Regions from separate parts of the Homo sapiens genome. Here regions 2 and 3 are each linked to region 1. Evidence: chromatin loops called from intact Hi-C (ENCODE). Cell type or tissue: ascending aorta. All regions are shown on one strand. Links, peaks and the distances in the headings refer to the core of each region. The heading gives the core; the rest is flanking DNA. Region 1 has its middle 120 kb from the start of TBL1X. Region 2 has its middle 13 kb from the start of LINC03114. Region 3 overlaps TBL1X (transducin beta like 1 X-linked).

Region 1 (10,798 bases), core at 1,918-9,917:
AGCTCGAGCAATCTGCCTGCCTTGGCCTCCCATAGTGCTGGGATTGTAGGGGTGAGCCACTGCACCAGGCCGAGACTGAGGCTTTTCTGTAGTTGAGACGACAGTTTCTCCATGTCAGCACCGTGAACATTTGGGACTGGAGCATGCTCTGTGGTGGGGCCGTCCTGTGCACGGTAGGGGGTTGACCAGCATTCCTGGCCTCCACCCATGGGATGTCAGGAGCACCCCCCGCACCTGTTTGAGACAACTCAAAAAGTCTGCAGACATTGCCTAATATCCCTTGTGGGGTAAAATCCCTGCTGGCTGAGGGCCACTGGTCTAGACCAAAGCTTTTTAAATTGCTGAGGTGCGTATCTCAAAAATTAGTTGGTTGTGCATTCAGTTGAGTGGGTAGTGACTAGCACTGAAAGCATGAAATGGAAGTGGATAGCCCAGAAAATTATAGAATGAGCCCATGGCAAGGGGAAGGATAAGTTCATGAGCATCATGTCACATTTTGGTCACATATATGTGTATGTGGGTCTTGTGTTTCTGTGTGAAATGTACTTCTTACTGTGGATGGGAGTTTCCTGGGGGAGAAGGAACCACCAAACAGCTCACGCTAGTCAGATGAGGTTAGTTCAAGGAGAGCCTAAGGAGGCCGGGCTTAACCTCATACATCGCCAGTGACATAAATGGATGGATTGGTATTATTATTATTATTATTTTATTATTTATTATTATTTATATATATTTATATATAATTATATATATAATAATTATATATTTATTATTATTATTATATTTATTATTATTATTTTAAAGACAGAGTCTTGCTGGGTCTCCCAGGCTGGAGTTCAGTGACGCCATCTCAGCTCACTGCAACTTCCACCTCCCTGGTTCAAGGGATTCTCCTGCCTCAGCCTCCCGAGTAGCTGGGATTACAGGCATGTGCCACCACGCCCAGCTAATTTTTGTATTTTTAGTAGGGACAGGGTTTTGCTATGTTAGCCAGGCTGGTCTCAAACTCCTGGCCTCAAGAGATCCGCCTGCCTCAGCCTCCTAAAGTGCTGGGATTATAGGCGTGAGCCACCGTGCCCAGCAATTTATGGATGATTTTGTATGGCATATGGGAAAGGCAGCGAAACACCATGGCAAAGATGATCTGGTGCAGAGTGTCTTGGGAACCAGCAGGAAGGCAGAAAAGGCTGGAAGGACTGAGCTCAAGTGCATTCCCAAAGCAACGAGGGCTTAGACCCAAGTAGGAAAGCAGAGAAATGGTCTTGAAGAAAAAGCCAGGATTTGTCACAGATTTGCTCTAGCACATGCTAGCTTTAGAGTGGCCTATCCTGAAGGTATTTTGCCTTTAATAGGTCTATAATAGGGGCCTTTTTTCACTTGGAGACAGTGCCTGCAAAAATGATCTGTTACACTATAACTTTTTATTGTGTTTTTTTTTTAAGAGACAAGGGTCTTGCCGTGTTGTCTGGGCTAGTCTCGAACTCCTGAGCTCAAGCGATCTACCTGCCTCGGCAGCCCCAAGTGCTAGCATTACAGGAGTAATCCACTGTACCCGGCCAACGCTATAACATTTTTAAACTTGAGAGTTAATCAAACTCTAGAAGAGTTTCTTGAGATACAATTTACATAGCGTAAAATTCACCCATTGTAACTGCATAATTCATTGTTTTGTTTTTAGTAATTTACAGAGTTGTGCAATCCTGATGGTAATCTAATTTTAGAACATTTCCATCACCCCAAAAAGAAACCTGGCGCAGGCTGGGCTCAGTGGCTCCTGCCTGTAATTCCAGCACTTTGGGAGGCTGAAGCGAGGGGATCGTTTGAGTCCAGGAGTTTGAGACCAGCCTGGGCAATGTGGAGAAACCCCATCTCTACAAAAATACAAATATTAGCCAGGTGTGGTGGTGTGCCCCTGTGGTCCCAGCTATTAGCGAGGCTGAGGTAGGAGGATCAATTGAGCCTGTGAAGTTGAGGCTGCAGTGGGCTGTGATTGAGCCACTGCGCGCCAGCCTGGGCAACAGAGCAAGGACCCGTCTCAAAAAAGAAAAAAAGAAAAGAAAGAAAGAAACCTTGTGCCCACTGGCAGTCTCTTCCCATCCTTCTCCTCCCCTCACCAGCAACAACCACTGTTCTACTTTCTGTCTCTAGCCTGTTCTGGACATTTCTTATAAAATAAATCATACGATATGTAGCCTTTTTGCATCTTGGCATAGTGTTTTCAAGGTTCAACCACGTTTTGGCATTTCAGAACTTCATTTCTTTTTATGGCTGAATAACATCCATTGTATGGATAGAGCACATTTTGTATATCCACGTATCCATTGATGGGCATTTGGATTGTTTCCACTTTTTGGCTCTCATGGGTGATACTGCTGTGAGCTTTCATCTAGGAATCTGTGGATGCATGTTTTCATTTCTCTTGGGTAGACAGATATGGTTGATCACATTGTAACATTGATATGATTGATTAAATTATTGATTATTGATTAAAAGAACTGAAGGTCCACTATGCGAACCAGCATTCTGAAGATACCAGAATGGCTCTGGAGTTAATTCTTTCTTACTAAAGAAATGGAAGTCAAGGGGTGATGATTTGTGGAAGGCAAGGCTGTGTATTGTTCTCAAATTTCTTCTTTTTATGTTCAATATTCAATATTCCTCATCAAGTTGTGTGATGAACACAAAAAGAGAGGTTCCTTCAAGCCAACCACCAATCTCCTGGGGGACTCTTCATAAACTCAGGCCATGAGCTTTGAGGCCTGTGAAGTTCATCATTAACACGTGACTGTTTTCTTTCACTGTGATGCCAAAAATCATGTCCCACATTGAGATTTGTGCCTTTCATTTTGGCCTGACACGGTGGCTCACACCCTTAATCCCAGCCCTTTGGGAGCCCGAGGTCGGTGGATCATGAGACCATCCTGGCCTTCATAGTGAAACCCCGTCTCAACTAAAAATACAAAAATTAGCTCGGCGTGGTGGCGCGTGCCTGTAGTCCCAGCTACTCGGGAGACTGAGGCAGGAGAATCCCTTGAACCAGGGAGTTGGAGGTTCAAGGGAGCAGTGAACTGAGATGGCGCCACTGCACTCCAGCCTGGTGACAGAGCGAGACTCCATCTCAAAGAAGGAAAAAAAAATGTCACTCAGGGCCGGGTGTCCTGGTTCACGCCTGTAATTCTAGCACTTTGGGAGGCCGAGGCGGGCGGATCACTTGAGGTCAGGAATTCAAGACCAGCCTGGCTAACATGGTGAAACACCATCTCTACTAAAAATACAAAAATTAGCTGGGCATGGTGGTGGGCACCTGTAATCTCAGCTACTCAGGAGGCTGAGGCAGTAGAATTGCCTGAACCTGGAAGGTGGAGGTTGCAGTGAGCTGAGATCGTGCCACTGCACTCCAGCCTGGGGAATAGAGCGAGTCTCCATCTCAAAAATAAGAAAAAATAAAATCCACCATCTTGCTGAAATGCACATATGTATATATATCAACATGCAAAACACTCTAGTAGAGAATATAACAGAAGGGAACATTTCCACTCCCCACCGCCAATATTTAGGCTTTGCAGGACATCCCCAGAATGTGGCGGGCAGTGCTTTGGGAGAGAGGGCTCCTCCCGAGGCTCTGGGATATTAGGATATTGGCGATGCCCCCCCCCCAGACACCTGGAGCACCCCCTACTGTCCTGTTTTGCTCACCCTCTTTTCTTTTCTTTCTTTTTTTTTTTTTTGTTGAGATAGGGTCTCGCTTTGTCACCCAGGCGTGAGCACAGTGGCACGATCATGACTTACTGCAGCCTCAACCTCCCAGGCTCAAGCAATCCTCCCACCTCAGCTTCCCAAGTAGCTGTCACCCTCTTTTCTGACATAAGGTCTAACTAAGGTCAAGAATCAGCTTTAGGCTTGGAAACTTGGCCAATGTTTTCTGCCTTTAACTCTAGAAAGTTTCAGACAGGAATTCCAAACAACCCCAGTGCAGGCAATGGCAACAGACGGACCCATGGTGCAGAGGAAACTGTATTCATTTCTTGCACTGAAGCTAGTGAAGAAAAAGGTGACTTATGTGACTACACAATGGGGAATAACTTAGGATACCGTCCTTAAATGTTAAACAAGAGGAATACTGTGCAAGAGGGATATGGTTACTACATTCTGGCATATACAATTCCACGCGGTGGAATTTAAGCCCTCATTTAAAGTATAATTTTGAAAAATATTTAGTGACCTAGAAAAATATTTATTTTTTAATACTAGGTAACCAAATCGGAATGCTGAACTATTTATACAGAGTGAGCCCGATTTTATTATTTACCTCACCTCCATCCTCAACTCCCATTTTTGGATGGGAAAATTCTTCCACACAGAGGAAAACGACAGGCACGTCGTGAATGCAAACGTCAACGTTGGTTTTCTCTGGGAATTTTTATTTTCTTGGACAGAAAAGTGGCTACACTTTGTTTTTTATTAGGAAGAGAAGCCGCTTTAACATCTAAGTAGTGAAGCCACAGCGAAGTGAAGAAGCCCCTTCACCCATCAGATGGCTTAAGAACGTCATCCTGGCGTCTTCCAAAACTCCTCGAATCCCCTCCTGCCGTGATGACACAGAATCAGAGGCTTCCAGGGGTACGCTTAGGGGGCATCTGATGCGCAGGTGCACACGGCAGCTACTGAGCCCCAACTCTGGAGTGTTCTTACTCAGGGATTTAATTATAGGACGGGGTCGTCAGGAGCAGGTCTCCCACTGCCCTGCAGGAACCCTTTTTGACCTTCAGTAGAGACAGAGCCCTAAAACTTTGGGCCTGATTTTCCCTTCCCCAACTCCTCCTCGTGCCCTTCCCAGGCACTTCCTCACCCCCAGAGACTCCCTTCTTTACCTCTGTCCCCAAGTCCCTCTCCACCCAGGCCTTCTCAAGGGCTCCCCCGCAGCAGGACCCCTCTGCCGTCCCCTTTCCTGTTTCAGAGTGTCGCGGCGTTCTGGGAACCACAGCACCCCCCAACAGCCCTGAGATCCCCGGGGGAGGACCCGGTGAACCTGAGCCGTGTTTTGGGAGCACAGGGAGACACCCGCGCGGGCGGCCGGCGGCGTGGGGGCGGGGCGCTGCGAGTGCGCAGCTCTTCTAAGGTCCTCGGTAATTCTTTCCCAGTCCACGTAGGGCGCTGGCACAGACCGGCCCCGAGTCTGATCCTGGGGGAGGGGAGGAGAAGAGAGGGGAGGGGAGGGGAGGAGGCTGGAAGACTAAGAGGGAGGAGGGAGGCTGTGGCCTAAACTCCAATGCAGGGAGAGGAGGCTAGGAGGGGGGAGGGAGGGACAGAGAGGGGATGAAAAGCAGAGGAGGAGGGGGAAGGGGAGGAGAAGGAGGAGAGAGGGGTGCAAAACGGAGGAGGAGGGGGGAGGAGGGAGGGGGTGAAAAGCAGAGAAGGATGGGGAGGGGAGAGGTGGAGGGGAGAAGGAGGGGGAGGGTAAAAAGCAGAGGGGGAGGGGAGGAAGAGGGAGGGGTGAAAGCAGAGGGGGAGGGAAGGAGGGAGGGGGTGAAAGCAGCGGGGGAGGGGGAGGGGAGGTGGGAAGGAGCAGGGGGAGGGTAAAAAGCAGAGGGGGAGGGGAGGAGGAGGGAGGGGGTGAAAAGCAGAGGGGGAGGGGAGGAGGAGGGAGGGGGATGGGAGGTGAGGGAGGGAGGACAAGGGGAAGTGAAAAAGGGAGGAGGGGGAGGGGAAGTGAAAGAGGGAGAAGCGGGAGGGGAAGTGAAAGAGGGAGGAGGGGGAGGGGCGCCACCCAGCCTCTTTCCGGAGGAGACTCATTTAGATGCAATGGCCAATTTTTTTTTTTTTAAACCAGACTGTATAAATTTACAGTTTCCTTTTCAGCTGAAGCAGACAATGTTAAAACACATTAGATTTTCTGTTTCGGAATGCAAATTAAACATAGGCAAGCTCTTGGAAGGCTTCATTGAGGGCTTGAGAAAATAGGAGATTGAAAACGTCGATGCTTGAGTAAGGCAAGAGATTTTAGCCTTGCAGCAATGTGGTCGTGTGTGTGTTTACTTAAAAAGAGAAAATTGCTTAATAATAAAACGGCCCTAGTCTTCCTTGAACATAACAGGAAGCACTGCTTAAAAAAACATTTATTTCTTTTTTTTTTTACAGCCACCATTTATTTGTCGGTGCACAGGGAGGGGGTGCCGTTGAGGCAGGGTTGGGGTAGTCACCCAGGCACTCCCCAAAGCCTGCTCACCCGGCCCCTCCAACCCCAAGGAGTGGAATCTAGAAGCAGCCCCTAGGGGCTCTCCCCTCTAATCTAGAAATGACTTTCCTAAACAGCTGTCACTATAAACTAGGTTCCTTTCTGTTCTCTGTCCCCTTTTTTCACCCCCAAAGCAAAAACAACAAAAACACAACCTAATAGAAAAGCCCCTCCCGCCGCAACTAAAAACAAGCAGAACACTCGCCCCAAATTCTGTTTCTGCTGTTCCTGCCCCCGTTTATAGGAGCCTTGTGGGCTATTTTCTGCTCTTTTCTCCCCCTGGAGAGTTATTTAAGTCCTTTAAATGCCATTCTGTGCACACATAACTTAAAAATGGTCTGGCACGGGGGAAAAGTTGGCAAATGTCTAGTTCACAATCTGTTGGGTTATGTGAAGCCAGATTCAGTAAAAACTCTATTGGCTTCCGGAGCCAGGTTATGCAACATCTTAAAAGGGTTTGGGGATGTGTCTGTAGGAGGGGGAAGGGGGACCTGAGAGGGGAAATACCGAGCTGGGTGTCACATGTAAGTTTGCTATACTGGGGATGGCCGTGGACACAGACGGGTGTAGGGAGCTGCACCATTTCAGTCTTAAGAGCAAGAAGCCCCCCTGCATTTTAACTGTGTGGGCTTTGAAAATAGGGGTGAGGGGACCAAAAGGCCTTCCCGGGCCATGAGTTCCTGTAGGGTCTCCACGTTGAGATGGCGAGTGGGGGATGGGCCCGTATGAGCCGGCTAGGGCTGCCATGCCAGAGTAGCAGACAGGGATTCCCTCACATTCTGGAGGCCACATGTTTGAAACCCAAGTGTCACAGGGCTGCTTTCTCCCGCAGCCCCTCTCGGTGGCTTGTAGACGGCCTGTATCCTCCCATGGTCGTCCCTCTGTGTGTGCCTGTGTCCTCATCGCCTCTTCTTATAAGGACTCCAGTACTACTGGACCAGGGCCCACCCTAATGACCTCATTTTAATTTAATTACCTCCTTAGAGATCCTGTTTCCAAATACGGTCACATTCCAAAAGGTAGTGGGGATTAGAGCTTCAGCCCTTGAATTTTAGGGATTATTCCCCATTATGGGATGGGGAGAACACTTAGGAGGCTTGATAAGGGAAGCAGAGAGGGTGGGGAAGGAGTTTGCATCCCTTGGGCATCCAGGCCTCGGGATGCCCCGGCCCCTCAGCCCCTGGGTTTGCAGACTGGAGAGCAGGGCTGCTCCCAGGGAAGTGGGCGGGGTGGGGGCGGGGTAGCTGTTAACTGCTAGACTTGGGCCTGTCGCCCATATGACAGCTGCATTTTTAATTCTCTTTTGGAATATTCCTTCTGTATTGCAGTTTCACCATAGCCTGAGAGCCAGCTGGATAAGCTGCTAGGGACACAGGATTCCCTAGTGATAGCGCAGGGCAGCAGTGGTGTCTCAGTGTCTTGCTCACATCTGTGTGCTTGGCACCTGGGAGGGAGCCCCAGGTAATTCTGCAGACTTAAAGGAGGGGAGGAGCAAGCTCACCCTGTGGGTTTTCAAGATGCTAATTTAATCTTCGTTGTTTGTACTTGACAGAAACCACAAAGCTTGTTTATCCAAAGTAGTATCTTTTGTGGTGAAACGATTATCAGTAATTATTAAGAAACAGACGGAGTCTTCTCCTTGGCCACTGAAAAACTCAGAAATGTGGGGAGAAATATCAAAGTTGTGGATGATCTGATATCATGAATTTTCTCAGGAAGGAGATGACCAGAGGCGAAAGTGTATTGGAGCTTCCATCTCGGTGGCTTCTTTTAAGGTTTGGTTCCAAATGGTGGTGACTTCAGAGAGTTGATGATCTCAGAATGCTTTTGAATTTGCACAGCGAAGCCTTCAAGTCCTGCCTTGGCAGTTTCAACAGAAGCATAAAGGATTCAAGGAACCACAGACATGATGGTGGAGACATTTGTGGTGGTGATTTTCCTGGCAAAGCCCTGGGGGAGCCGGCTGGCTTGGTCAGCTGTAGGCAGAGTTTGTCCTTTCCCTCTGGGGGAATCCCACTTTGTCCAGGACACTCCGGAGTCCTTCGGGCCATTCACGATCTTTCCCCCTTTATTCAAGCCCACCTTTCTCTTTTTTTTTTTTTTTTTTTTTTTGAGACGGAGTCTCGCTCTGTTGCCCAGGCTGGAGCGCAGTGGCGCGATCTCGGCTCACTGCAAGCTCCGCCTCCCGGGTTCACGCCATTCTCCTGCCTCAGCCTCCCGAGTAGCTGGGACTGCAGGCGCCCGCCACCACGCCGGGCTAATTTTTTGTATTTTTTTAGTAGAGACGGAGTTTCACCGTGTTAGCCAGGATGGTGCTCATCTCTGTTTAAGGAACAGCCGAGAGTCCCTGGAGGCGCCAAGTCTTCTCTTCTATGGAACTACGCCAGCAGGAATCTCTATGAGGGTTCCTAGGAATTCCGTACCTGAGTGAATGCAGACTTTTTGCACAAACTTCCAGTAGGTGATTCACTAGAGGCCAGAGGCAGGGGAAATGGAATCATTCACTCATTCTTTCATGCCTTTTGTTTCCTGCTTCTAAACTCCTGCTTCTTTTGTGTGTATTTTATTTTGTTTGCCTTAGCTTCTTAAGTCAGGGAGGGTTGGAAGAGAAGGAAGGTGTTTGAAATATACGAGTGAGAAATGAACGGAAATTTGCTGCTTGGTGATAGCACCAAAGGAAGGTGAAAATATGTGTAGTGGACGTGGGTAGTTTTTGTCTGACTCCGTGTTCGGCCTCTATCTTTCGGTTAAAACAACTCAAGTTTTCTCTGGGGGAACACAGGCTGTTATTCTCAGTCCCTGAGATACAGAGCTCCAGCGCCGGGGGCCCAGGTCTGGCCAAACGGCATCTCATATTTCTTGTCTACGGTGACTTCTTAACCCAAATCGTGACCCAGAGACAGCCAGATCTGGGCTTCTATTAGAATTCTTGACAAAGGTTTGTTTTTGTTTTTGTTTGTTTGTTCTTTTTGCTAGGGTTGCTAAACAGGTACCAGTAAACCCAGTGAGGAAAAAAATCCCATCATTCTTATCACTCCTTGAGACCGAAAATGGTACTGAGGAATATGGAGCTAAGGGGTGACACCTCTCTGGATAGCATGGGAATACCTGGATCTAGCCAAGCCTGAAGACCACACATGACATTTGCAGTTATGTGAACCAATGTGTTTCTTTTCTTTTTTCTTTTCTCTTTTCTCTTCTCTTCTTTTCTATTCTCTTTTCTTTCTTTCTTTCTTTCTTTCTTTCTTTCTTTCTTTCTTTCTTTCTTTCTTTCTTTCTTTCTTTCTTTCTTTCTTTCCTTTCTCTTTCTTTCTTGTAGCCCCATTTGACTTTAGTTTCAAATGCTTATGACTGAAAAATGTTCTTGGCTTATTGAAATACTAACCTCTATTTTGTTGAGTATTAAAATTATAGGCCAGGCACGAAGGCTCACGCCTGTAATCCCAGCACTTTGGAAGGCCGAGGCGGGTGATCACCTGAGGTCGGGAGTTTGAGACCAGCCTGACCAACATGGAGAAACCCCGTCTCTATTAAAAATACAAAATTAGCCGGGTGTGGTGACACATGCCTGTAATCCCAGCTATGCAGGAGGCTGAGGCAGGAGAATGGCTTGAACCCGGGAAGGAGGTTGCGGTGAGCTGAGATCGCACCATTACATGCCAGCCTGGGCAACAAGAGTGAAACTCCGTCTCAAAAAAATAAAAAATAAAAAATAAAATTAAAAAAAAAAAATATATATATATATATATATAATTTGATGCTGTTGGAGCCACAGAGCATTTTCCTCCTTCCCTTTCATTTTTTGTTGTGACTTATGACCTATAAGTGTTAAAGAGCATTCCAGAGACATATACATGTTATTGAACCAGTGATTTCCCAAGTGAAGAGGCAGAACATTGCCATTTGCTCAGGAGCCTCCTGCGATTATCATTGCGCTAGAAGTCTCTCACCATCGGAAGCCACCACTATTTGGGCTTTTGGGGAAATCATCTCCTTACTTTTTTTTTTTTAATCATTTTCTCTATGTGCGCATTCTCAAAAAGAATTAATTTTGTATTAATGGAATCATACAGCATGTATCTTCTGGGGTCTTGCATCTGTCACCAGCGTTGTATGTGCAATGTTCCTATCTGCTGTCACTGTAGCTCATTCATTCTCAATGCTATCATAGCATCCCACATATGACGGTACGCAATGTATCCGTTAGAGAGTACCTTGTGTACTGGATGTTTACTGTAGAGAATTCATTGAAGTCGATCAGTGCAACAGAGCTCATATTGGAAACAAACTGAAATGTGCATCACTCTGTGCAGAAGCCCAGTCTTGAATCAGCCCAGCCATCTGCCTTCCTTGGTCCACATCCAAGCAGTTGATGGCTGCTAAGGAAAAATTGCATAACTGAGCAAATCTGTGTTACTACAGCATTGTGATCTTCAACCCCAGCTGGGCCCTCCTGAGAGCAAGCGATTCTATGCATCCCTCTTTAGCCCTGTCTTCCATCCTTTGTTAAATGATCAGTGCTTCCCCCAACCCCTTCCCTGCACATTCTCAGCAGATGGCTTT
Region 2 (10,798 bases), core at 1,484-9,483, 430 kb after region 1:
CAGTGAGAGAATGGGCAGAAAGAATGAATTTCTCCTCTTACCTCTCCCCTGGTTTGCTCTGGGGGAGTCATTGTCTGCCCCTCTACTATAAGGAATTGATTGCAAGAGCCCAGGACACTGTTCTTTGTGGGGGCTTATCAGATCAGGGCAGCACAGGATCCTCACTGAAGTGAGGAATTTACGAAAAGGTTGTTCCCAGGGGCTGACCTGCCCTCCTTAGACATTTCCTCCTGCCAGCACCCCTTCCAAAACTCAGCCCTGATGAACCTCAGACTCAGGGAGACAAAATGTAGACAGGAGCATTAGGGAAAACTCTGACCAGAGGGTTGCCCTGTGTTGCTGAGGGAAAGGAAGTGTTCAAGGTGGTTCTGTGCTGCTAGGGGCTTTCTCCCTTGGGACTCAGCCTCTCGTCACAGGGAGCAGCTGAGGCTGCTAGCTCAGGGTTTCTCAGCCTCAGCAGTAGTGACATTTGGGGCCAGATAATTCTTTGGTGTGTGTGTGTGTGTGTGTGTGGTGGGGACTGTCCTTTGTGTCACTAGGTGTTGAGCAGCATCCTTGGCCTCCGCACACTAGATGCCAGTAGCATCTCCCTTCACCCAGTTGTGACAACCAAAAGTAACTCCAAGATTGCCAAATGTCCCCTGCAGGGAAGCATTACCCCCAGGTGAGAACCCTGTCCTTACATAGCATACACGCACTGACTAAAATAACTAGACACCCAAAACGCAGAAGCGCTAAGAAAGCAAACTGAAAAACATATACCCATAGAAGCATAATGACAGAAAGAGATGGCCCAAAAATGTAAACATAATGAATAAGCTCAATGAGTGTGGCAATATAAACACAAAATTGTAAGTCATGCAAATGAGCCAAGTAGAAATATGTAGTTATGAATTCATAATACTTCAAATAATGCACACAAGTGTTTGGCTGAGCTGCAGAATGAATCCTGCTGAAGAACGAATGGGTGGGCTGCGAGGTAGGTGCCAAAGTAGCTTGATCCTTACACTTCTCATTTCTTTTACTTTCTTTATAGTAAGGTATAGGACTTCTTGTACTACCTATAAAATGCCACGAAAAACTAAAAAGAAAAGAATTATAATAGAAATGTCAAGGATGTGGGGAATACAAATGTAACTAGCAACAAATAGAGGAGACCCAGAAAGTCTGAGAAAAATTGGAAGGGAGACATTGTTTGAAAAAAAATAATGAAGAAAAGTCTCCATTATTTTAAAAAAAGAAAGAAAAGAAAGGGATCTTAGGTCTTAGATGGAAATGATTCAGAGCTCCCAACATGATAAATAAATAAAAACTTCACACCTAGGCATATTATAGCTGTCTTAGTGCATTTTCTGTTGCTTATAACAGAATATCTGAAACTGGGTAATTTATAAAGAAAAGAGATTTCTCTCTTATAGTTATGGAGGCTGAGAAGTCCAAGGTCAAGAGGCCACATCTGGTGAGAGCCTTCTTCCTGGTGGGGACTCTCTGCAAAGTCCTGAGCTGGCACAGGGCATTGCATGGAGATGGGGCTGAGTATGTGCACTTGCTAGCTCAGGTCTCTCTTTCTATTCTTATGGAGCCACCAGTCCCCATGATAACCCATTAATCCATCAGCCTATTAATCTGATAATCCGTGAACGGATTAACGCATTCGTGAAGGCAGAGCCCTCATGACCCAATCATCTCCTAAACGCCCCACCTCTCAATACTGCCATATTGGGAATTAAGTTTCAACATGAGCTTTGAAGGGGACATTCAAACCATAGAAAGAGTGAAAATCAAAAATGCCAAAACAAAGGGAATTTCAGAAGGTCTAGGGAGAAAGCAGCAGACTTCCAAAAAACAAGAATCAAATGGGTAACATAATTCTCAACATGAATGCTAAGCCAGGGTAATATTTTAAAATCACTTTGAACCTAAAGACTGTGTATCCAGCCAAATCGTCACTTAAATGGGAGAGTGTAATAAAAATATTTTCAGGCTTGACAGTCTTCAAAAGGTTTTCCAGACAAAAATCCACTTTCAAAATAGGCTGGGAAGAAGAGCTCAACTTCAAGAGAAGGTTGTACCAAATATAGAAGAAAGGTAGTAATCTATGTTAGGTACATTAATTATTGTCTAACAAAAACCAGGGTAAGAAAAGAAAGAAACAGGCACAGTGTATCTCAACAAATCAGAACTCAAATTCTAGGCAATACCAAACAGTGGGCAACACAGTGGGGAGATCAAAAAGATATGATAACTTACTCAAATGTGTGTCTTGATAGAAGAAAGATCTAGATTCTAAATAATTTAAGAAATCAAAGTAAATATAGATCTTAATAAAGGATGGCCATGAACAGAAGAAAAATGTATTATATTTAAATCAGCAGGAGGAGGGAAAAACCCCTTCATCTGTCTAATAGAAAGCAGGAAAGAAAAATAAAAACAAACGTAAAGTATAGCAAATGGCAAACATGAAATAAGATGGAAGAAACAAATCAATATGAAAATTTAAATATGCTATAGTCATCAATTAAAAGATGGAGGTTAAGTGACTGAATCACAAAATAAGATTCAACAATGTTTGCTGTTCTGGTAAGAAGTATGTTTATCAAAAGATAGAGAAAGCATGAAAATAGGAGAGTGTCAATTATGAACCAATGAATGCAGGAGTCACAAAATTAAACTCTGACACAATAGAATTCAAGACATAAGTATTAAAAGGCACAAAAATATGATATTATAGAAGGGAAAATACTATAAGAAGACTCAATCATTGTGAGCATATATTCAAGGAGAAATAGATTTATGAACAATAGTTGTTTGAGAAGGTAACATTCCTCTAGGAAATGGTTATATCAAACTGATAAAAAAGCAACATTGTAAAAGTTCTGAATGATATAATGATTAAGCTTGAGACATTATAGTTAGATAGACCTCTATAACCAGCTAACAATATGCGTTGCAAACTCACAGCATATGCCAAAGTAGCTTGATCTTTACACTTCTGATTTCTTTTACTTTCTTTATAGTAAGGTATAGGACTTCTTGTACTACCTAATTTCAGATGAAACAATCTTTTACCCACAAAACCCAACTAAATCAATAGGCAAAATATTATAATGAGAAAGAGTTCAACAAGGTTACTGGAAGCAATGTATGCTTACAAAAAACAGAAACAATTCTGTACACCAGGAATTTGGCTATATAGCGAAACATGGTACCATTCACAGAAGCAACAAAATCTTTCAAGTATCTTTATGTATAATGTCTATGGAGAAACACATAAAGATCTTATTAAGGACATACAAGGTAGATATTTTTTTTTTTCCTGAGGTGGGGCAATTTTAATACAGAGATGTTAATTCTTCTAATCTGTAAATTCAGTATTTCAGTTGGATTTCTTTTAGAAACTTGATGGACCTAATCTAAAATTTGTATTTAAGAATAAATTTCTATGAAAATGACAAAAATATGATTGAAATAGCAAAAAAGAGAAGACTTGCGGCCGGGCGCGGTGGCTCATGCCTGTAATCCCAGCACTTTAGGAGGCCAAGGCGGGTGGATCACGAGGTCAGGAGATCGAGACCATCCTGACTAACACGGTGAAACTCCGTACAAAAACAAAATTCGCTGGGCGTGGTGGCGGGCGCCTGTAGTCCCAGCTGCTCAGGCGGCTGAGGCAGGAGAATGGCGTGAACCCAGGAGGCGGAGGTTGCAGTGAGCGGAGATCGCACCACTGCACTCCAGCCTGGGCCGCAGAGTGAGGCTCTGTCTCAAAAAAAAAAAAAAAAAAAAAAAAAGAGAGAAGACTTGCTCCAATAGATATTAAGACACACAGAAGCCATAGTAATCAAGACAACATAGTTTTGATATAAGCACAGATATCTATGTATTTGTATTTGCATGGGACACCACAGAAAGACCCATATGAGAGCAATGCAAAAATGCATAGTGTTCAATCCAATTAAGTATAAAAATAGCCAATGACCCAAATTTTTACTCTGGGCATATAACCAAATAAATTCTTACAACAGGTCCACTAGGAGACACACATACAAGAGGATTCACCGCGGTGGTGTGTGCTCTGGCTGGGAACTGGAGACATCATTGGGAGTGGGGATGTGCAGAATGCTTGGAAACATTATCCTGCAGTCAGAAGCCACTTGCTATGTGTGTGCACTGTGTGTGCATCATGGATAGATCCAGAAAGTGTAGGGTTGACTGAAAAAGGAGTGAGAAGCAGAATGTAATCTATTACACAGAACAACTTTACCCATTATACAAGAACACATACAACAAAAATATATTATGTAGACGTGCATCTAGAGCTGAAAACCATGATATACATTTTAAATGAACATGTTCAACAAGTATACGTTAGGATGTCTGCTTTAAAGGCTAACAGGAGGCAGAATGTAAACAAAAGAGAACACACATACATGCACGCTTGGAAGCAGTATCCTGCAGTCAGCAGCCACACACTATGTATGCATCATGGATAGATCCAGAAAGCACAGTGTTGAGTGGAAAAAGAGTAAGAAGCCCAACACACACAACTGTGAGTTGCCTTATGCTGATGAGTAATGATAACGTGCCAGTATCTGTGGATTCCAAAATGAAAGAAATTCCAAAAAAGGGATTATCTCAATTGTCCAACATTTAGTTCATTTAAAAAATCTTGTGACGATAAAAACTGGAAAAAAAACTCCAAGGTACCTATTTTGACAAAGCCAGAAAGCTACAGCAAAGGTAACATTCCACCAATGTTTCCCAGGGAAGTCCTTCCTGCAAGAGCATCCGTAGATTTATATAATACAAGAAGAATGACTGGGAAGAGATTTCTAATTTCCCAGAGGAGTTGCAATTTCAGAGGATTTGAAAAGATTGGCAATTTCATTTATTTTCACCGTCTATGCCCTTCCTGGGTGGACAGAACGACTTGCACAAATCTCTGGATCTGGTAAACGCATCCTACTTGTTGAAGAAGAGAGTAGTCTACCTTTCTGTCCTGGGAAATGAGTTTACAGCTTGGACAGCTGGCTCCACTGCGCAAGCCAAAGCACCTCCTAACTTATGCAGTGGACAGCTGCAACAGAGAACCACAGAAACCGACAGCTGGGCAGCAAAAGCAATTCTGTCTGTACTGTAGGAACAAAGATGGAGAGATTAAAAAAGGCCACAGTGTGAGGCAACAGGGAAGACTTGGAGAGAGTTCAAGCTCTCTCTGGCTTCCGAGAACTCCCTCACAATCCCAGGGAGAAACCCGTATATTAGTAACATAGGGGCTTGCCAATGTCCTAAGGTTAAGCTAAAATTTCCAGGGACAATAGTTATAGGGTCAAACACACGAGAATTTAACTTGGGCTTGAAAATTATTTTTCCCTTCCTAGTTTCATAGAAAGGCCAACTCTGGCCATAGAAATTCAAAGGCAGGGAAATGTAAGCACATTTTATGAAGAAAGTTTGGAATTGGCCCGAAGGGAGTACTCAACTGAGAGAATAAAGTCCAGCTCTCTTTGGAAATAGAATCATTTCCCAATATAGGCCTGAAATGAGTCAAAGTTGCAAATAAAGCCAAGGCTAGTATGCTTGCCTGCCAGACTCAGCCTCTGTTTTGTTGCCAAATATCTTAATCCCTTCTTGGAGTTTTTGACTGCCCAGAATCCTGGTCTGTGGTTTCTCAGCATGCCCTGGATGATCTCTGGAGCCCCATTCCCCAGTGTCCAACCAAAATCCTTTTCTCAAGGCTTCTGTGGGGTCCTCCAAGTCATACAACAGAGGGACTTTGGTTTTGAATTGAAATGAACATTGGGATTCTGGATACTATTTTACATGACAAAAATACTCTGCTGTTGAAACAGTCAAGAACATAGATTACCAGAATACTTTATCAGAATACAGAAAAATCTGGTGTGGTGAACTGAGTGTGATTGACTTAAAACACTTGACCTCCAGTTCCTAGAACTCTCAAGTAAGTCGTCTAGCTGCTGTGAGACTCAATGTCTTCACTTTAAAATGCCAGCAGTGATTCCCACCATGTGCAGTGATACCCATCATGTAGCAATGATGTGGCATGCCTGGGTGGGAGCTGCCGATGTGTAGGGCTGGGCGGTAGTGGGAGTGAGCCCCCAGGGCGCAGGCACTAAAGTAGTGCCCGTAGGAGGGAAGATCATAATCAGGCTGGAGCGCCATGAGAAGGAGCTCTGGAGAACTAAACACAATGACGAAACAGACTCAAAGTCCATCTTCTTTATATTATCATCATGCACTGGCAATTCTGTACAATGGCAGTGATATAATATTCCAACTCTCAAGAGTGGACAGCTTCCATGCTATTTCCCCAACCCTCCTCCTGGTCCCTTCGTGCACAGCTGAGAGCAGCCTACCTTTCTGTCCTGGAAAATGAGTTTACAGCTTAAACAGGTGGCTCCACTGTGCACCTCCTGGCTTATACAGCAGACAAGCAGAGGGACTTTGGTTTTATCTGAAATTAACACTGGGATTTGGAATACTCGTACTGCTAAAGTTCAATGCAAAAGAGGGTTCCCCATTATCAGGGACTTTTGAAGAAAGTGGTTAACCCAGTGGAGTGATGAATAGGAGACCTGGTGGGGAGTTTCTGAGATCTCCACATTCTATGTAAGGTCAGCTCACTCCAGTCCTCAAAAGTGATGGCCAAACAGCAGTCACCGGTTGCTCTTTAAAGTACTCCAATTCTTTGTCCACACGAAGTATTTCATCCTAAACAATATGGTATGGTTGCTTACATAGCCATTAACTTTATTAAAATCAAATCATTGCTTTGTAACATGGGTTTGCACATTGATTTTTCCTTGAAAAAACTAATTACTGATGTTTATATATTTTAGCTCTTGGCCATTTTTATTAGCATTGCATCCTTAGTGAGGAAATGAAATATTTTCAATTGAGGAATGGACAACAAAGTCCTAAAAATGCATATAATTTGAAATGTAGTATTTATCAATGTAGGGAAATGTTAACCAATGAAAGACATAGTTATACATTTAAAGGTGCATTTACTTGTAGCAGGAAACAGATTGCGGTCATATTATAGGCACATTGTTTTGGGTATATTCAAATACTTTCTTTGGATGAGAGGACTGAGGAGTTTTGGGTTATAAAAACCTTGTTTATTAAGCACTGATATCCACAACCAAAGATCTTTTTAGAGGTCAATTTTGCATGTGGACATCATTGCCTATGGTAGCCAATGTCGTTGTGTGTTTTCAAAAGCTATATTCTGGCCGGGTGTGGTGGCTCACATCTGTAATCCCAGCACTTTGGGAGGAAGAGGCAGGTGAATCACCTGAGGTCAGGAGTTCGAGACCAGCCTGGGCAGCATGGTGAAACCCCGTCTCTACTAAAAAATACAAAAATTAGCCGGGCATGGTGGTGTGCGCCTGTAATCCCAGCTACTCTACTCGGGATGCTGAGGCAGGAGAATGGCTTGAAACCGGGAGGCGGAGGTTGCAGTGAGCTGAGATCGTGCCACTGCACTCCAGCGTGGGTGACAGAATGAGACTCTGTCTCAAAAAAAAAAAAAAAAAAAAATATATATATATATATGTGTGTGTGTGTGTGTGTGTGTGTGTGTGTGTATTCTGTCTTAAATATATGTCAAAAGGATCCAAAATCATTGAGACTCTGGCTATGCAGATTCTACCGTGGGTTTTGTCTAAATGTGAGCAGAGTACAACACAGTGGAAAATCCTGACAGACTCCTCTTTCTGCTCCATTGCAATGAGAAGAATTATTCTGTAGACACACCACCATCACCGCTATGACACTGGCAGTTGCTCAGCTGGGAGAGCTCACCCTGCAAGGTCCAGTGGATTTTGATAACACGCGCTATCCCAAGTTTAGGAGGAGAACAGACATGGGTTACATAATGGAGAATAATTTGGTAGAGGAAAGATACACTAAGTGCTGTAGTTGCTTTCAGAGTGACTTGAAAGGAAAGATTAAGTAGTTAAGTGTCATTATCTTTAAGTCAAATGGTAGGAGATAGAATTCAAGGATCCTAAATTGCCCCAGTCACTCATGCTGAAGTCATTTAGAACCCAAGAGCAGTGGCCTGGATACCCCGCTATCCTGATGGATGCCATCCTTTCTCTCTTTCTCTTTCTTTCTTTCTTTCTTTCTTTCTTTCTTTCTTTCTTTCTTTCTTTCTTTCTTTTCTTTTCTCCTTCCTTCCTTCCCTCCTTCCTTCCTTCTTTTCTCTCTCTCTCCCTCTTTCTTTCTTTCTTTTTTTGTGGACATGGGGTCTTACTATGTTGCCCAGGCTGGCCTTGAACTCCTAGGCTCAAGCAATCCTCCTTCCTTGGCCCCCTAAAGTGCTGGAATTACAGGCATCAGCCACTGTGCCAGGCTTGTCGTGGGCTGTTGATCAGCACTTCATCTCTAGGACTAGCTTTTCGCCTGAGAATGTTTACATTGCACTCTTTGAGAAGGGAGGGCTGATTTAAAGCACTGCTTTCAACTGACAGGGATGTCCGAGTTCCCAATTGGACAGGCCGGCTGGAAGAATGATGGGTTGGCTGTGGATAGAGATGCTTCAACCATTTCCATTTTCAAGGCAGTGGCACCCAGGATCCAGTCTCATTCCCCTGAGCTATGAGCAAAGAAGGAAAACACAAACATTCCTGGAGAGCTCATGATCTCCTCGAGTATTTGCCTGAGTTTTCTATTCACGATTTGTTCTGTTTTGACCAAGAGTATTTGTAATGTGCTGCTGTAAGCAGCAAATGCATTTCCCAATGCAATCAGGTTCTTAAATGATCTCTAGGTGCCTCATGTGTCCAGAGGTCCACCTCATAAAGCATTGAGTAGCGCCCAGCCAGGGGCAATCAGACTGCAGAAAAAGGCTTCTTAGGTAGCTTGAAAAGATAATCCTTGGAGAAGGGAAAGATGTGTGTGCTTAAATTAGCCATCCCTGGTAATTTATGGTTGTGTGATTGGGGATCCACCCAATGGCAGATGACGTTTCTCCTAGGTGGGCATTGTTCAGGGACCCTACAAGTGATCATCATTCAGGGACTCTACAGGTGATCATTGCTTAGGGACCCTAGAGGTGACCACTGAGGAGGTGCTTCTGAACAGTTCAGGGGAAGATGGCCTTAACCCACAATTGAAACAACCTCAGACAACATAGAAGAGCTTGTCAGTCCAATGAAAATCTGCCCAAATTGAGAGTTTTAGAGCCACATTTGCATATTATTGCATACATGTGCCTTTCCCCAGCAGTCTCCCATGGACACATCTAATTCTATTTCCATGTAAATCTATTCCCTGGACAATTTCTGCAAGACTGTTGTTGCTCAGCGATACTTATTACCCAGCAGTGTGCTTACCTGGCAGACGCCTCCTCACTCACACGCTGTGAAAGTGCTGTGGACATAAATAACCCTCTTGGGAGCTTTCATGCTTTCTGACTTTTGATGATTGAAGTATAAGGGACCAGCACAGCTGGGGATCAACACAAGAGAAAACACAACTCTAATGATGCCTCCCAGCTTCCTTCCCTCCTCCCATTTATTTATTTTATTCTGGTTTTTAAATTTTTTTATTAGTTATGATTTATTGGAAAAAACCTTACATGTACATACTTAAAAAAAAATAGTGGGGCTGGGCATGGTGGCTCACATCTGTAACCCAGCACTTTGGGAGGCTGAGGTGGGAGGACTGCTTGAGACCAGGAATTTGAGATCAGCCTGGGCAACATATAAAGACCTCATAGTCCCAGCTACTCAGGAGGCTGAGGCGGGACGATTGCCTGGGCCCAAGAGTTCGAAGCTGCCCCTATTATCACACCACTGCACTCCGGCCTGGTGCAGTGAGAGCCTGTCTCTAAAATAAATAAATAAACAAATAAAACTAATAGTAAAACAAGACAATCAAAAGTAATCTAGATCCACCCTCCTCAGAAATTGTTAGCAGCTTACGAGTGCTTTCTGGAAATATAAATGTATATTCAAGGAGACATATGTGTATGTGTATCATGCATTGCTCATGTAAATGGGGCATGTTATATGCACTCTTCTGGGAACAACCCCCTTGTGTGAATATTCTGGCTGTATAATGAGGTGATGTGTAGTGTCTCCTTAGTAATAACCTGAGAGAGAGAGAACTGAGTAAGTTGGGCTGAATGTTTGGGTCCCCTCAACATTCGTATGTTGAAGTTCTAACCTCCCCATGCAGATGATGTTAGGTGGAGCCTTTGGGAGGTGATGAGGTCACGAGGGTGGAGCCCCATGAATGGGATTAGTTTCCGTATAAAAGACCACAGAGAGAGAGCACCCTCGTCCCTTCCATCATGTGAAGACACAGCAGGAAGGTGCTGTCTATGAACCAGGAAGCAGGTTCTCACCAGATGCTGAATCTGCCACACCTTGATCTTGGACTCTCAGCCTCCAGAGCTGTAAGAAATAAATGTCTGTTGTTTATAAGTCACCCAGTCTATAGTATTCTGTTAGAGCAGCCTGAAAGGACTGAGACACAGGTGTTTCCTTCCCTTCCATCCTGTCCATCCCTGCACCCACCATGCACACATACACACAAATACATACACAAAGACACACTCCCCAATGAAAACAAGTCAAAAGACTACATGCTGGTACTTTTAATAAAGCCTTGTCAGTCAAAATTAAATTAAATAAGATTTTCTTAGCAACAACAAATTATTCCAATCAACCTAGCTCAAGGAGCATTAAAAACAAAACAAAAATAATTTCAACTGACAAGACCACAAGTTTCTGGACAGTGAGAATTCTATTTCAACTTTATGAAATAA
Region 3 (10,798 bases), core at 1,214-9,213, 190 kb before region 1:
ACAATGGCTCACTCCTGTAATCCCAGCACTTTCGGAGGCCAAGGCAGGCAGATCACAAGGTCAAGAGATCGAGACCATGCTGGCCCACATGGTGAAACCTCATCTCTACTAAAAAATACAAAAATTAGCTGGGCATCGTGGTGCATGCCTGTAGTCCCAGCTACTCCGGAGGCTGACGCAGAAGAATCGCTTGAACCCGGGAGGTGGAGGTTGCAGTGAGCCGAGATCACGCCACTGCATTCCAGCCTGGTGACAGAGCAAGACTCCATCTAAAAAAAAAAAAAAATGCTCAATTCTGATGCTGGGGCAAACAAGAATTATCCAAGACACTTAAAATTGGACAGCTTTTTGTAATGGCCCAATAATAACGACTGTAATGCAGCAGCTTGTAAGGTACTTTAAAAAACAGAAAGGATATGTACTGAGGTTATCACAGGACAGAAGACTGCCTATGCCTGCTCACTTCAAATGGCCAGAGTTCATTTGAAACACAGCACAACCGTGTGCTTCTAGTGTTAAAATTCATGTGCCGCAGCCCACATTAGTGGATTCAGGCTGATCGATTTCAAACCATTCTGATGGCAAAGGGTGAATCATTTGAAAATGTCTTGGGAATATGATACAGAACCAAAAATGCTCATTCCCTACCTCTAGTTTCACCAATCCTCATACCAGCACTATCTATTGAAGGATTTGTTAAATGTCACTCTGTTCCTCGTATGCACACTAATTCCATTTTAAAAACTCACTCTATACACTCTTTTCAGAGTAATCAAGTAGAGAGGTAGTCCTACAGACTCAACTTTAAAGACTAGGATGTTTATACCCAGACAAGTAAAATATAAAGGGCACTGTCCTTTAACATTAATTTTGACAAGACATCAGAGCCAGATTTGATCATTTGGATATAATTAAAGAGTGCAAGGTTATTTTCACAAAACCAGAAAGACTTCTCTGATAGAATTCATCATCGCATCTTTAGAAGTTTGTGCTGACTCTCACATCAGGGGGGCTGCGTGTTTACAAACACACCCGAAGACTTTCACGATCAGGTATGCAGGGGAGACCTCAGGCCAGTGTGCCCAGGAGGTAGAATTCAGACACATTTCCAGTTAAAACTCTGGAGGCAAAAAAGTTTATTCCTCTGCACACTCGCAAGCCTGGCTGCAAGCCACACACACTCTTCACCTCCATTTCCTTCCCTCTATAAACAGAACCACATCTGTGCACGATGATTTCGTTTCCTTACAGGGGACTGGAAGCTTCCTCTCTGTCTCTCAAATAATGACAAAAATAACATTACTCAGGCATGCACAGCAGGCAAAGCCTTCTTGACAATTAGGATTTCAGAGCTTCTTTTTAGGGGAAAAGGGAGTAAGAATTCAAGTGGGATGGCTTCTGGAAGCCTGGGTCTGCACAGATCCCAAGCTGTGAAAAGACAGAAGCCCATGTGTCTGGCCTCTTTAAAAAAAAAGAGTAATATAAAAAGAATAATAAAAGTACTTACTGTTGACCGGATGCTCACCAAGCTCTGTTCTAAGCACTTTAACATGAACCAGCTTTTAAAATAATTCCACTTACACAAGCTACCTCAAGTTGTGAAATTCAAAGAAGCAGGGAGTGGAATAGTGGTTGCCAGGAGCTGGAGGGAGGAGAAACAGGGAGGAGTTGTTCAGAGGGTACATTGTTTCCATCCCGCAAATGAAAAGAGTCCTGGAGATGCTGGACAACTGCAGCTGACAATGCCTACACTCAGAGAGGGGGGAAGAGGGGAGATCTCATGTGGGACTTTTTTTAACCAGAATTTGTAAAATGCTGTAACAATATCCTATTAAGGGAGGTACCAACATCCGTCCCCAGTAAACACTGGCAGCCAAGAATCAAACCAAGGGACTGACAGATAACCCCAATCCTGAGTCTACTTTAGTGAAAAACGAGAAAAGGAAAATACTCAACACTGTATTTTTTTTTTAAATTAGGGTATTAAGAACTGTTGAATTAGGCACTTAAATGGGTGTTTGGTATGTGAATCATATCTCTATAAACCTTTTTTTAAAAAAAAGTCCACAATAGCTAAGAACAGGTGCATCTTATTATATATAAGCCACACTGAAATACGATGAGCACGAAAACAAATGTACACAGAAAGCACATAAAGAACCCTATACGAATAATACGTGGCCACTAAATAACAACTGTATGTCAATGAGTAAAAAATCATCACTTAAATGATGAAAGAAATTCAGATGACAGGAGCCTCACAAACCCAGTTTTCTGAAGACATTATTTATACTCATTAGGATGCCTGCACAGATGTTGCTGTTGATATGAAACAGACATTGTAGACACAGTGAAAGGGAGAAAAATGGCTGTCCACCATTTTTCACCTCCACATCTCTCTGGCTAGTCTTTAGTGGGATCAGACAGCAAAGCAGGAAAAGACAATTTGATACAACACCGACCCGACCTGCAGGCTCCTGGGCAACCCTTCTCCTCGCCTGCCTCCCTCCCTTGCTCCCGCATGGTTCTGGGTTCCTCCCTCGGAGCTCAGCACTGCCCAAGCACTGGGCACGGCAAGCCGGTGCTTCACTGTCACCACCCCTACCAGCTCCTGAGCTCCTGGAGCAAGGTCTCTCCAGGGTGCAAGCATCCCTGGCTCTGCAGAGCCTTCATGGCACCTATGGGAGCCCCATTTAACCACAGCCCAAGGAAGTCCACCAGCTGCTTCCCCTTTCGAAGGAGCCCGGAGCAGCACACCCAGCAGAGGTAGTGTCCTGGTCTCCATTTCTCGTAACTTGATCATGCTGGCCTGGTAAGCTAGCATCCCTGACCTCCACATTTTCAAAACACTGCACGAATACCCACCATCACTGTGCCTTTCTTTACTTGGGGTCTGCTGTCTGCGATAGGTCCCTCTTTGCCTTGGAAATTGTCCTGCCTTCACTTCTCCACAAAGAAAAGGCTGGGAATGTCTCAGGAGCATTTGAAAACTGCATTTAAGTTTCTCTTTCATGGAGGGTTTTCACTCAGAAGGAAACCAAAACTTCCCCAAAGGTAAAATATTTTCCTAAGTTATCTCCCTACCATCAGAACACTTCTTTGAACTGCAGCATTATGTTTATGGAATTTTGTGTAGCCACAAGTAAGGACTAGAAGAAACGTTTTGAAAAAGTGGGGAGGGGGAGGAAGGAAGAGAATGTATGATGAAATTGGAGAGTAGAGAAAAGCAGGCCGAAGGGTGCGGAAAGCAAGCATTCACGCACATCTTCAACAGACAGCTGTGCTAGGAGTTCGCGCTCGTCTATGGGCTGAATTATGGGCTGTTCACACCTGATGCTGCTTTCAACTCCCTTCCTTTTACCTCTTACCCTCACAGTTTTTGTTTATAACAACTTTACTGAGATATAATTCACATACCATGAAATTCACTCTTTCAAAATGTACAATTCAGTGGTTTTTAATACATTCAGAATTTTGCAACCGCTGTCTAATTCCAGAACACTTTCATCACTTCCAGAAGAAACCCTGTGCTGGCTAGCAGTCACCCCACACTGCCCGTCCCCAGCCCTGGCAAGCAGGAACCCACTTTCTGCCTCTATGGATTTTCCTGTTCTGGACATTAGGCATATTACATCCCTACTCCCAACTCATATGCTGAAGCCTTAAGCCCCAGGACCTCAGAATGTGACTGTTCATTTGGAGTTAGGGCCATTCAAGAGGTAACTAAGGTAAAATGAGGTCATTAGGACGGGCCCTAATCCAACAGGACTAGAGATGAGGGGACACAGACACACACAGAGGGATGACCTTGTTAGGACCCAGGGAGAAGACAGTATCTACAAGCCCAGGAGAGAGGCCTAGGGAGGAACCAACCCTGCTGACCCCTCGATCTGGGACTTAGAACCTCCAGGACTGTGGGAGAATTACGGGCTGCTGTTACAGCCGCCCGGCACGTGGTGCTGCGTTAGGGCAGCCCAGGAGACTAAGGCAAGCCCGCGGGCCCAGTGCCAGGCCCGTGGGAGGCGTGGGAATGCTAAGCAAAAGGATTCCCTCTCCAATTCCTGGAGAGAGAGCACAAGGAGTGAGGCTCATGGGCTTGCCCCCTAACCGCTACGTCCCAACCCTTTGTCCCTTATTAAGAGTGTTTAATGTGTTTGGATAGAATTCCTCTAGGGTAAAAATGCTTCACCCCCAATGTTAAGATATAGAATTGTAATTTTACCCTCCCTCACCCCTCCCTTACAAATCAGTTAACGCTCAGATGTCCAGGGTGGGGCAGAAATCTGTTAATTGACATAAAAGAAATGCAGCCTTCGCTTCCTGGGGCAGGGGCTCCCAGTGCAGGCTTGGACAGAGATCCACATGCAGACTAAATGTCCACCCAAAGCTCCAGAAGCATGTGCGCAGCTCAGGAGGCCACTGCACGAACCTTTCAGCATGGCCAGATCTACTTCTCCTCCCCTCCCACCCCACAGACAGCACTGATTTTAAAAGACGTGCTCTTGCGCCCCAGTGTGGTGGCTCACACCTGTAATCCCAGCACTTTGGGAGGCCAAGGAGGGTGTGGATCATTTAAGGTCAGGAATTCGAGACCAGCCTGGCCAACATGGCGAAACCCCACCTCTACTAAAAATACAAAAATTAGCCGGGTGGTAGTGGTGCGCGCCCATAATCCCAGCTACTAGGGGGACTGAGGCAGGAGAATCACTTGAACCCAGGAGGTGGAGGTTGCGGTGAGCTGAGATAGTGCCACTGTACTCCAGTCTGGGCGACAGAATGAGACCGTGTCTCAAAAAGAAAAAAAAAAGAGCCTCTCATTATGTTGCCCAGGCTGGTCTCGAACTCCTGGACTCAAGGGATCCTCCCGCCTCGGCCTCCCAAAGTGCTGGTATTACAGACATGAGCCACAGCGCCCCGCACAGATCTACTCTTCTTAAATAAGCGGAGATGCTTTTTATTTGTGTCTTTTTGTTGTCGTTGTTATTTTCTCTCAATTATTTAGAATGTACAAAATATTCGTGGTATTCAAGGATCAGGTAACAGCTTTACAAACCAGAAATGAGCGATTATTGACATTTAATCAACCAAGAAATATTTATGAAATATAAGGCAAAAAAACCCCACCACCAACACACACCAACACACACACACACACACACACACACACACACACACACACACACACACCCTCCAGGTTCTTAGTTCAAAAAAGTACCTAGAAATAAGGAAAAATGTAAATTGTTCTGAAGCATGCAAAGTTCATCCTGTCATGAATGAAAGGAACTCTCCCTCTCCCCTCCCTCTCTCCCTGTCTCTCCCTCTCCCTGACTCATTTACTGTGTGAGTTTCTTAAATTCGTGTTAGGGAATGCAGGGAATTTAAGCACTAAGCATACCCATCTCCCACTAACTCCACCCTCCCACCCAGGCCTCCCCCTTTTTAACACTCCCCACCTCTGCACAAAAGGTCCTGATCCTTCTCTATTCAGTTGCATTCTCTTAATGCAATGCACCCGGCACAAGCACACATCCCGCTCAAGGGTTAGCTGCTGACGGAGGGGCGGGGCTTTACCAGCGGCAGATAAGATGCTTTGGCAGGGAGCCTCTTTGCAGCCTCACACGTGATGCTCGGTCCATTTTTTTAAAGGGGGAGGACTACGTTTCATTGAACACATCTAAAAATGTAATGGAGGGAGGGAGGAATTAAAGTCAATGGGTAAAACGTGCCATTTAAAAGTATATGTATTCTCGGGAAAAAATCCAGAAACATTTTCTTTCCGTTATATTTTAAGATTTCTTGGGTTGACTTCAACACAGATAAATGAACATTTGTGATGAAAAGATAAGTATAGTTTCTTAAAATTGAGAAGTCAAGGGGATTTTCTCACCTTATTTTAAAAGAAACATGTAAATATTTTAGCGGAAGTAGAGAGGAAAAAGGAAACATGCAGGGCTTTTTTAAAAGAGCACCTTTTTTTACAGCTTTAAAGCCACAGATAATTTGAGAACATAAAAATGTGTGATGTGGTCTGTTCATTAAAAAGTAAGTGCCAGTATAAATTGAATTTTAAACTATCATTTAGCCAGACAATAATTTCAAATTTAATAACTAAATTGATTTTAATTGCTTTTAAATGGTCCTGGCAAAATCTGAGCAAGCTCTTCATTTCTGCCAATTCATTAGAAGCAGGCAAACTTGAATACAGAAGGAAAAAATCAAATCATTATAATTAAACAAAATTTTCTGCATTCAGTATCCTCTCCAATGTCAAGCAGACCTAGAAGCTACTGACTCTAACAAAAGCAAAGGAGACAGATGGGAGAATGGACCCCCTCGTGACATTAAAATGCCACCTGGCTTATAAATGCACGTTCGTTTTGGAAGACATCAACAATAACAGGGCTCTCCTGTTTGTTTTTTTAAATCGTCTTTTTAGGTCTTCTAAAACTAGAGGAGCTCAGAAGTGCTTTCCCCACATTCATCAGGTATTCTATTGTGGGTTTTCTTTACTCCACCACTCAGCGTATTTCTAGATATTAACCCATTCCTCCATGCATCTGCCATGGAGGTTTCTTTCTCTCTTTCTATCTCTCTCTTTCTTTCTTTGAGACAGGGTCTTGCTCTGTGGTCCAGGCTGGAGTGCCATGGTGCAATCACAGCTCACTGCAGCCTCAACCTCCCAGGCTCCCGCCTCAGCCTCCTGAGTAGCTGGGACCACAGGTGTGCGCCACCATACCTGGTCATTTTTTTTTTTTTTTTTTGGTAGAGACAGGGTCTCCTTATGTTGCCCAGGCTGGTCTCCAACTCTTGGCCTCAAGCGATCCTTCCACCTTGGCATTCCACAGTGCTGGGGTTACAGGCATGAGTCACTGCGCCCAACCATGCCATGGAGGTTTCCTTGAAGTTTTTACCCTGAGCCTCATGACCCCCCATGTCTACATTATTCTTACTCCCAAACAACATCAGAAACAAGGCGCACAGCTGCTGAAGGCTGCTTGGGCCTGGAAACCAGTCTCTACCTGGCTGTGCCATGCCTGCCTTCCTGCACCCACATCTGGGGTCTGAATGCATTCCACACAATGTCTGCAACCCCTCCTTTAGCACGTCTGAAATTCAGCATTCCAGGCAACTGCGGAGATGAGGCCATCATCCCTCAGGACTGCCTTTAACTCCTGGATCCAAGAAAACTGTGGCAACCACAAAGACCAGAGATAACAGAGGACCGGCAAGAGAGTAAACATCTTGGACCTTGAGGGCCATGCCATCTCTGCTGCAACCCACCCAAGTCTGCCCTGGTGGCACACTAAAGCAGCCACAGAGGACACAGAAAGCAATGGGCATGGCTATGTCCCAATAAAGCTGGATTTTCAAATATGGGCCGTGGTTCACACAGACCTAGAGCCTGATCAAAACGTTACCATAGGCACTTCCTTTGTGATTTAATTTTAACAAGCCATATGCTAATTTTGAAATTGTTTTCCAAAAAACCCAAACAAAGCAGGAAAAAAAAAATCAGAAAACTTTTCCACTCCGTATTTTTCAGTGCTGGTTTCCAGAACAGCCAACAACAGGTGGGATAGAATTTGGTGTCGCGGATATAGCAGTGTGTGGCCAAGATTCCCGTTCAGGGCTTCCCCCCATCTCCAGCTGCCACCCTCACCCAAAGCCAGGCCCCAGTGAATGGGCAATGTGGACCTTTACAAAGGCCTGGGCCCCTTGACTTGAGTCAGGACAAGCCGAGACCCAGAGCACCCATGGGTTCAGCTAAAGACTCTGTGACCCCGCCCCAGTCCACTCCTCCCAATCCCCAAAGCAGCACCCCCCGCCCCCACTGACCCCACCCCCTCCCCCCGCAAGCTCCTGCACTCCCCAGACTCTGATCCTGAGCCTCTCTCCCAAGATCCTCAGCACTGTGGCTTCCCAGGAAACCCATGTGCAGCTGCGGGTCACCTGCCCAGGGGCCCAGAGTGGGAACTAGGCAAAGAGGCTGGGGACGTCTGGAAAGGCAGGCCCGGGTACCATACTGAACTGTCCCTCTTCATCTGACAGTCGTTTCTATTTCAGAGACACTTCCTTCCAAACGCCAATGCCTCACAGTCTCTATTCCTGTTCAGGGCCTCGGGAGAACTCCTCGCTCTTCAAATGGGAAGTGAAGTTACCTGTGTTCCTAAGACCCCCTGCATATAGGACAATTCCTCGGAAATGAACTGAGCTGCAAATGTCCTGACACAGGCTACAACATGGGAGAACCTCAAGGACATTATGCTAAGTGAAAAAAGCCAGACACAAAAGGACAAACAGAGCATGACTCCACTGACATGAGGCACCTCAGACTAGTCAAATCCACAGACACAGAAAATAGAACGGTGGGTGCCAGGGGCTGCGGGGGAAGGGAGAATGGGGAGTTACTGTTTCATGGGGACCAGGTTTCGGGTTGGGATAATGAAAAATTTCTGAGGCTGGGCACGGTGGCTCCCACCTGTAATCCCAACACTTTGGGAGGCAGGAGTGGGTGGAATGCTTGAGGCCAGGAGTTTGATGCCAGCCTGGGCAACCTAAGGAGACCACGTCTCTACAGAAAAGTTAAAAAATCAGCCTGGCGTGGTGATGCGCACCTGTGGTCCCAGCTACTCGGGAGGCTGACATGGGAGGATCGTTAAGGCTGTAGGGAGCCGTGATGCACTCCAGCCTGAGCAACAGAGCAAGACCCTGCTCCACTCCTCCACCAAGAAAAAGAAAAAGTTTGGGAGTTATGAATGGCGGTGATGGTGGCGGAACAGTGTGAATATGGGATCCCAGCACCTCAGTGCCCATAAATAAACACACTCAGTCACTCACATGTTGTCAATGGCTGCTTTTGCCATATAACACCCAGAGACTACAGGGTTTAAAAACCACAAAATATTTATTATCTGGCCATTGACAACAAAAGGTTTGCCGACCTCTAACAAAAACAAACCAAAATATGGGGTGGAGCAAGAAAGCAGAGAAGATAAGGTTCCACCGATCAACCCCCACCCCAAGGACACCAATTTAACAACTATATACATACACACAAATAAATAAACCAAAATATCCCAAACCTTTTTTTTTAACGCACATTTAGGGTCAGTGCCTAAATACGGCCTAGAGAGATTATGGTGAATCACTTAAAAAAAGGTCGTACTACAATAAATACAACAGAGACGAGACCCCTATAGGAATTTTCCTCAAAGGAATCTGTAGGGCAAACGGGCATCTTGTCCTTCTCTCTCAAGAGTCCCTCTCCCACACTGGAAATAAACTCCCGTGGTGAGTAGAGACAGCTGGCTTCTCCTGAGACGCTGCTGAGCTGCAGCTACAGTCACTCCTCACACTGCGCCCCCTCTCGGCCCACCCTACACCAACGTGGGCTAGGGAAGCAAAGGGCTTTGGGGGTGGACAGGTCAGGACCTCCTTTGTCCTGTGTGATCCACGGCGATCCTCCTTTCCCCTGTGCGATCTCCCTGCCCACGCCTGGCTCATCTCAAATCCCACGCAATCTCCAAGCCTCAGCTTCCCAGTGGTTCCGTGTGGCGGGGCCTTTCTAAATGCACAGGGGAGGGCGCTCCCCATCACAATTCCCATGACAGGGGACTGACTCCCCCCTTTGGTGTGTCTGTGGCTGCTTTCCAGTATCTGCCTCCCCACAAGTCTATCAACTCCAGGAGGGCAGAAAGCAACTTTCCCCAACGCGACTACCTCTGAGCATGGACCTGCACAGGGGAAGCTGCTGACACATGCTTACAGAATATTCTATGAAATTCAAAAGTCAGTGGCCATAAATGGAGTTTTATTGGAATACAGCCACATTTGTTTGTTTATGCAATGTGCAGGGCTGCCTTCTCACAATGTGGCTGAGTTGCAGAGGTGAATAGTTGCCAAGACTGGCCCCAAAATCCTAAAATCCATACTCTCTGGTCCCTTACAGAAAAAGGGTACCCACCTTGCTGCAGAAGAAAAACCACAGGGCTTAGAACCGAAAAATTACATCTTGGCACAAGCTCTGCTTCCCAGGGACCCCGGGCAAGTCGTTTCACCTCCACTTCTCCGAAAGGAAAAGACCACACCAGAGTCATCAACATCTCTCTCAACTTAACACTCCAGTTCACTCTCAGATCAGCTCAGAGGACTTGAGAGCAGAATGCCAAAAACACAGGCTTCATCTAGAAAAGATTATGCGCAATCTATTCTGCTCATTTAGGTAACAGGCAAATTTTATCTACTTTTGAACTCATCTCCACCTCCGGCCCCAAAATAAGTAAGGAGGAATTCAGTAAAGCTCAGAGAGCCAGACTTCACTGAGTCAACCAGGTATTACAAAGAGGCTGTGTTTTTTTTTCTCTCTCTCTCTTTTCTCTCTCTCTCCCCTCCCCCGCCCGTCTCTCCTCTCTCTCACACACACACTCACACACATACACACATGCACAGACGTTCTCTCTCTCACACAGACCCCTTCATCTTGAACTATAGGTGCAGCTGCACGCATTAGTCTTATTTCTGACACAGAAAGAAACAAGACTAGAAACAAAAATGAGGCAGGAACGTTCCCGGACACAAGAATAGCGCTAGATGCTTCAGCACTCAAGCCTTTCAGGCAAAAAGAGGAAAGAAAACCACATCGAAGGCATCTAACACTCCTAATAGTAGTATTAGGGGTTTTTTTTTTAAACACAAAATCTCTTTGGGAAAAAATTATTTTCTCTGCAAAATAGAGGAAAGTGCCTGTCCAAAAATGTAATTTACATAAACATTTAAATTCTGGCCAAGTTGGTATTGT

Evidence for each region. Peaks named below come from ENCODE experiments on the same cell type or tissue, not always from the same donor. Only the 100,000 strongest peaks of a DNase experiment are listed, where the experiment ranks them.
Region 2: it touches region 1 in a loop (4-fold over the local background); 2 of 110 quality-filtered maps call a loop at or near these places.
Region 3: it touches region 1 in a loop (6-fold over the local background); 6 of 110 quality-filtered maps call a loop at or near these places.

Annotation. Positions count from the first base shown.
Region 1 is chrX:9,337,054-9,347,851 of GRCh38, reverse strand. No RefSeq gene overlaps it. Among named protein-coding and RNA genes, the nearest start is that of TBL1X, 120 kb to the left of the region's middle. RefSeq lists an enhancer at 5,793-5,852. In ascending aorta, for the core only: no CTCF peak of the experiment used is centred there; DNase peaks (open chromatin) are centred at 5,171, 5,741, 6,641, 7,035 and 3 weaker places; H3K4me3 peaks cover 2,996 bases; H3K27ac peaks cover 5,490 bases.
Region 2 is chrX:8,908,613-8,919,410 of GRCh38, reverse strand. No RefSeq gene overlaps it. Among named protein-coding and RNA genes, the nearest start is that of LINC03114, 13 kb to the left of the region's middle. In ascending aorta, for the core only: no CTCF peak of the experiment used is centred there; DNase peaks (open chromatin) are centred at 5,190 and 5,590; H3K4me3 peaks cover 830 bases; H3K27ac peaks cover 1,800 bases.
Region 3 is chrX:9,525,744-9,536,541 of GRCh38, reverse strand. All of the region lies in intron 2 of TBL1X (transducin beta like 1 X-linked), which reads right to left. Among named protein-coding and RNA genes, the nearest start is that of TBL1X, 66 kb to the right of the region's middle. RefSeq lists enhancers at 3,445-4,014, 5,156-5,727, 10,081-10,130 and silencers at 5,543-5,612, 5,439-5,733. In ascending aorta, for the core only: no CTCF peak of the experiment used is centred there; DNase peaks (open chromatin) are centred at 3,983 and 5,531.